2 separate regions of the Homo sapiens genome follow, and region 1 is linked to region 2. The links are chromatin contacts, found by Hi-C or POLR2A ChIA-PET in ENCODE. All regions are on one chromosome and are shown on one strand. The core of a region is the stretch at or near the end of the contact, and the rest is flanking DNA. Distances in the headings are between cores, read along the strand shown.

Evidence for each region. A loop is a pair of places that touch in the nucleus more often than their neighbours do. ChIA-PET counts read pairs that join two places held with the same protein, here RNA polymerase II (POLR2A). Pooled maps may share reads with other maps.
Region 1: a loop to region 2 is called in a map of gastrocnemius medialis, with 8 times the contacts of the local background. The contact joins the promoter of APOLD1 here to the promoter of CREBL2 in region 2. A Hi-C loop is called at or near these places in 1 of 168 maps with a recorded cell type or tissue (gastrocnemius medialis) and 10 of 50 pooled maps. POLR2A ChIA-PET finds 5 or more read pairs at or near these places in 2 of 52 experiments (Caco-2 and GM12878).

The regions. Positions count from the first base shown.
Region 1 is chr12:12,784,211-12,786,962 of GRCh38, forward strand. APOLD1 (apolipoprotein L domain containing 1) reads left to right here and starts at 1,449. Exons shown (of 2, transcript NM_030817.3): 1 at 1,449-1,484; 2 at 2,699-2,752. The coding sequence starts at 1,482. RefSeq lists a silencer at 2,736-2,752.
Region 2 is chr12:12,610,449-12,613,148 of GRCh38, forward strand. CREBL2 (cAMP responsive element binding protein like 2) reads left to right here and starts at 1,428. Exons shown (of 4, transcript NM_001310.4): 1 at 1,428-1,739. The coding sequence starts at 1,725. RefSeq lists enhancers at 797-1,548, 1,142-1,221, 1,272-1,321 and a silencer at 1,482-1,781.

The DNA of each region.
Region 1 (2,752 bases), core at 199-2,698, 170 kb after region 2:
CCTCTAAACCCAAAACACACAGGATGATGTCCAGGGAAGTTAGAGGAACATGTGTCAGCTGAAGAATCAGTGGTATGTTCCCTCTTGTCTACCTCCCCAATTCGCGCTGGCCCACATCCCATTTGGAGTGACCATGTCTATGGAGATAGAGGAGGATATTCTTCCACTTCTAACCTCAAAAGGACACACTGGAGGCATCTAGATTGAGGTTACAGCTATCCTTTGAGGAGCTGTAACAAGAATATTTGGAAGTGGACCAAATCTAGAATAATCAAGTTTGAAAGGACTATGGTTGTCCTTTCTGTTGCTACTGTTGTTATACTGTGTTGATAAATACAAAGTATAGTCATAAAGGTGGGGGATTTAATCATGTTCCAGAATGATACGGCTGTTAAGGCTTTCCAGGTAAGCCAGAGAGTTGAGATAATCCTTATTCAAGTGAGAAACGAATTTGGCCCTCCTTATCTGGAGGAGAGGGTTAGAAGGACGATGGATGGATTTGGGGACATGTAGTAGGACTGAATTCCTAGGCTGAGCTCCAACCACCTCTGAATGCCCCAGAGATATCTATGTTCCATCTGGTCTGGTCTGCAGCAAGTCCACAGAAGCTACATTCACTTTTCTGTGCTGAATTATCAAAATAATTGCCCTTCAGCCCATGCCTCATGACCCTGTAGACAGAATCCACTCATTTCCCTATCACATGGGCTACAATTGCTACTTCAAATGAAAACCTGGGAAGCCAATGCCCTATTGTGGTTGAAAGTGTACAATTAGCTCCTCATGCAGCCTGACCCCACTGATTTTTCTGATGCATGTGACCTGGAGTGTGCCCTTTCTGAGACCGCCAATGTCTTCTCCACAGCTGGAGATGCCCAAAACTGCACGCAGCACTTCCTGTGGGTGTGGCCTTGCATTCTTAGGACTGCAGGGTACCCGCTGCATGCCAAATGATCCCAGGCTCCAGCCACTCACAGATTCACAACGCTTTTAAAAATACAGCAGTGGAGTATGAGCGGCTATGTCAGATATGAGGGTTTTCCACCCCCTCCCTTTTCTTTTAAAATATGATTTTGTAATGGTGGCCTCAAGAAACACTATAATTGGTCAGCCTGGGGTGCGTTTGAAGGCCTTCTCTATCGCGTCATTAGCTATTCTCAGGAAAGGCAGGGTATCCCACTGGGAGAATGACAACACACTTGTTTCAAGTTAGGGAAGAGCCTGTGGTTCTCTTCCTGCGTTCAGGGGAAAGCGAACACACAATGTTCGTTTCCTAAATACGGGATGTGCTGTGCTGGCAGGTCATTTTCCACCATGTCACGTCCTTCTAGATGAAGGCAGCAGGGGTCATGACAGGAAATGGCAAATTCTCAGAATGAGACAAGGCTTTCCCAGGGCAGCCATTGGTTCTCTGGAACTATAAAGCACACTCATCCAGAAACAGCCTCAGATTTTACTTTCCTGGAGGCAGACAGAAGTGAATGGTAAGTGGGGAACCCTGAGGCATATATTCGGGATGACTTTTTCTCATTTTCTCTTTTCACCTGGAAAATTATCCCTGGTGGGTTGGATTATGGAAGCATGGAAGTAAAATTAAGTCCTGTGAATAAGGAGATGAGGATTCTAGACTGGGCTCTGTGAAGAATCAGCTGCTTCTAGAATCTGATGTCTGATGCAGGCAATTCTTCCAGATGAGAATGATTTCTGCCCTGATAGCTCAGTTTTGAAATGCTCTATTTCTATGGCTCATTTGCCACTTTTAAGAAGTTCCTAATAATGAAGAGTACAGTGGACATGAAGGTGGGAATCTGCAACTAGGATGAATATACTTTTCCCCCAAGATGTACAACTTGTTCGTATCTTTGTCAGTCATCTTCAGTTGGCTTCAACGTGGTAGAAGTTGTTGAACAAAAATTTTGGCCACTTTATTTTATTCAACCATTACTCATTTTTAAAAGAAAACTTTCATAACAAAGAGACATAATGGTATTAATTTAATGTGACTTAGTTTAAATCAAGCACCCAGCAAAGACTGATGTTTCTGAAGATCCAAGGAGCCCTAGTTAGAATAAACAGTGCAAATCTCATTTTAGGCTTGATTCTAAGAAAAGAGCCTGGAAGAATCACAAGCAGAAGAGTTGCTTCAGGCAAGCATCTAACTTAGATGTTTCTTCTGCTTGGTAGAAAATACGATTTTTGAGGTTTTGGTGAAGTCTTTTTCATTCATTAGAGAGAGAGAAAAGTGTGTTGCAAAACTCCTAGGATCCAATTTTCACATGATGAAAGGGCTTTGTAAACTGTACAACCCACCACTTACAAAGTGTTATCTTAAGTAGAGCAAAGGCCTCAGTACTGGAGAAGCCTTCTAATACCACGCCCCTCCCAGTTTAAATCTTATTTAACACATAGCTGATGAAGCCCATCGTTAACGTTCCCTGGGAGAGAAGCAGAAGATAGCATTATTCCTATTTCCATATGCAGAGATAAGGTCCTGAGAACTTGTGTGGCTCCCCCCGGATTCCAGAACAGGTCTTTGAGAACTCGTCTCATGATCCACTGGAAACAGACCCGTTCCCCTAGCGTGGCAGTGGCTGCTCCGCTGAACTCGTGCCAAGTTCCCGCTGGCGTCCGGGCAGCAGGGCGGGAGCGGCGGCTGGCACGGAGACTCCAGGCTGACCGCGTGTCTATGTCCCCGCAGGGAATGGAGAGGCCGGCGGCCCGGGAGCCGCATGGGCCCGACGCGCTGCGGCGC
Region 2 (2,700 bases), core at 178-2,677:
CTTCAACCCTAGCCCTTGGCAACCACTAATGGATTTTTTGGTCTATTTAGATGTGCCTGTTCCAGACACTTCATTATAAATGGAATCATACAATATGTGGCCTATTGTGTCTGGCTTTTTTCACTTCACATAAAGTTTTCAAGGTTCAGACATATTGAAGTGTGTATATCCCTTCATTTTTTTTCATTGCTGAATAATATTTCTTTCCTTTTTTTTTGAGACAGAGTCTTGCTCTGTTGCCCAGGCTGGAGTGCCGTGATCACAGCTCACTTCAGCCTCCAACTCCAGGGCTCAAACGATCCTCCCACCTGGGCCTCCCGAGTGGCTAGGACTACAAGCACCACCACCACACCCAAGTAATTTTTAAATTTTTTGTAACACACCCAACTAATTTTTAATTTTTTTTGTAGAGACTGCATCTTACTATATGGGTCTTCTTCCTTCTTCTTTCTTCTTCCTTCTTCTCCTTCTTCTTCCTTCATCGTTCTTCTTCCTTCTTTCATTCTTCTTCTTCTTTTTTTTTTTTTTAAATACAGTGTCTGGCTCTGTCGCCCAGGCTGGAGTGCAGTGGTACAATCTTGGCTTATTGCAGCCTCTGCCTCCCAGGCCCAAGTGATCCTCTCATGTCAGCCTCCCCAGTAACTGGGATTACAGGCATGTGCCACCACACTCGACTAATTTTTGTATTTTTTTGTAGAGACAGGTTTTGCTATGTTGCCCAGGCTGGTCTCGAACTCTTGGGCTAAAGCAATCCTCCCGCCTCGGCCTCCCAACGTGCTGGGATTACAGGCGTGACCCACCACCCCTGGCCAGTATTTCTTAATTTGTATAGTCCACACTGGTTTATCCATTCATCCAGTAAAGGACATTTGCGTTGTTTCCACTTTTTGACTATTATGAATAATGCTGCTAGGAAAGAACATTTATATACAAGTTTTTGTGTAGTCACTCGTTTTAATTTCTCTTGGGTATGGGAGTGGCCAATATTCTGAAGAACTGCCAAATTTCTTCCCAAAGTAGCTGCACTATTTTACATACTTAGTTTTTGTTTTTCGTTTTTTTTTAAATAAAGAACCTTTAGGGTTTCCTCAGCGTCCCAGAGGAGGGCCTGCTTCCGGCACCCCGCCTTCAGGGCTGCCTCCGCAGAGCACCAAACTCCCGTCCCCGCCATTCCAGGCCCTGGCACTTAGGAGCCAAAACCTCAGGTCAGGCGCACTTTGGGCCTCCAGCCCAGCCCCGCCTCCTCAGCGCTAGCTAGTAGGCAAAAGGAAAACAGCTGCCCCTTAATGAGGCTATGTGGACATCGTAGTTTTTTTTCCAGTCAGTAGCGCAGAGACTGTGATAAGAAAAATCACAATTCCCAGAATGCCGCGGTGCTACGGCAGCCGAAGGGGCCATTCCGTGTGCAGCGCTCCCGCCCACCCTCCGGTCTCGGCGGCTCTCCAGAGCGTCTGTAAACACCCAGAGACTGTCATGGAGGGGGAGGAGGAGGCGGCGGCGGCGAAGGGAGGCGTTTGGGGCCGCCTCCAGGGTCCGCTCTGCCATTCCTGAACTGGTCCCTCGTCCCCGTGACTCTGGCATCAGGGAAGCGAACTGTTAGGCGAGAGGAGGAGGCAGCCAGAACCATATCCCCTTCTTCCTCGGGGCGGGGGCCGGGCCAGGCCGGCTGAGCCGGGGGAGGGCTCCGGGAGGGAGTGCCTGGCCAGGCCGGCCTGTCTGCCGCGATGGATGACAGTAAGGTAAGTCTTGTGGTTTGCACGCGCCGCCGCCTTCTTGTCGCTCAATGCTAGTCCCGCGGCTGAACCTCCGCTATGTAGTCCACGCCAACACCCAAGAGACACCTGCCTAAAACATCCCTGCGCCTCTCCAGTCCACTGCCCGATGGTACCCAGCCAGGAAATCAGGGAACACCGGGGCTGCGTTTTTCCAGGAAGGGCCCTCTCTGGAAATTTTTCACTCCCAGGGCGTTTGCTAGCTTTCCAGGTAGTGCAACCCCTAGTCCTTAACTTGCCTGTCGAGATAAGAAACTACTGTACTTTTTCTTCTTGCACTTTTTTGCTGCCTCCTCTCTCCAGTTTGGAGACTTTAGTGCACGCTGAACCAGCCTTATTCCCCTTGACGATTCCCCTTCTCTCAGGCTCCCTTACTCAATGCCCCATTCATATAATCAGTTCACTCCCCCTCTGAGCTATTTCCTGTGGTTGGTTGGAACACCGCTAAGCTCCTGTTGCTATTTGGCCAGTGTGGAGTTTAACCTCCACTAGAAAGCCTTCTCTAAAAAAATACTGATTTTCCTCTTGTTAACTTTAATAGCCCATCACCATCCAATTTCCCTGTCCAAATCACTTACTTTATGATTATAAAATAATAGATAATGTTCATTATTGGTTAATCCAAATAGTTTATCTATGTATAGCCTTTTTGTCTTTATTTATTAATTGAGACGGAGTTTCGCTCTTGTCGCCCAGGCTGGAGTGCAATGGCGCGATCTCGGCTCACCACAACCTCCGCCTCCCGGGTTCAAGCGATTCTCCTGCCTCAGCCTCCCGAGCAGCTGGGATTACAGGCATGCACCACCATGCCCGGCTAATTTTGTATTTTTGGTAGAGATGGGGTTTCTCCATGTTGGTCAGGCTGGTCTCGAACTCCCAATCTTAGGTGTCCGCTCGCCTCGGCCTCCCAAAGTGCTGGGATTACAGG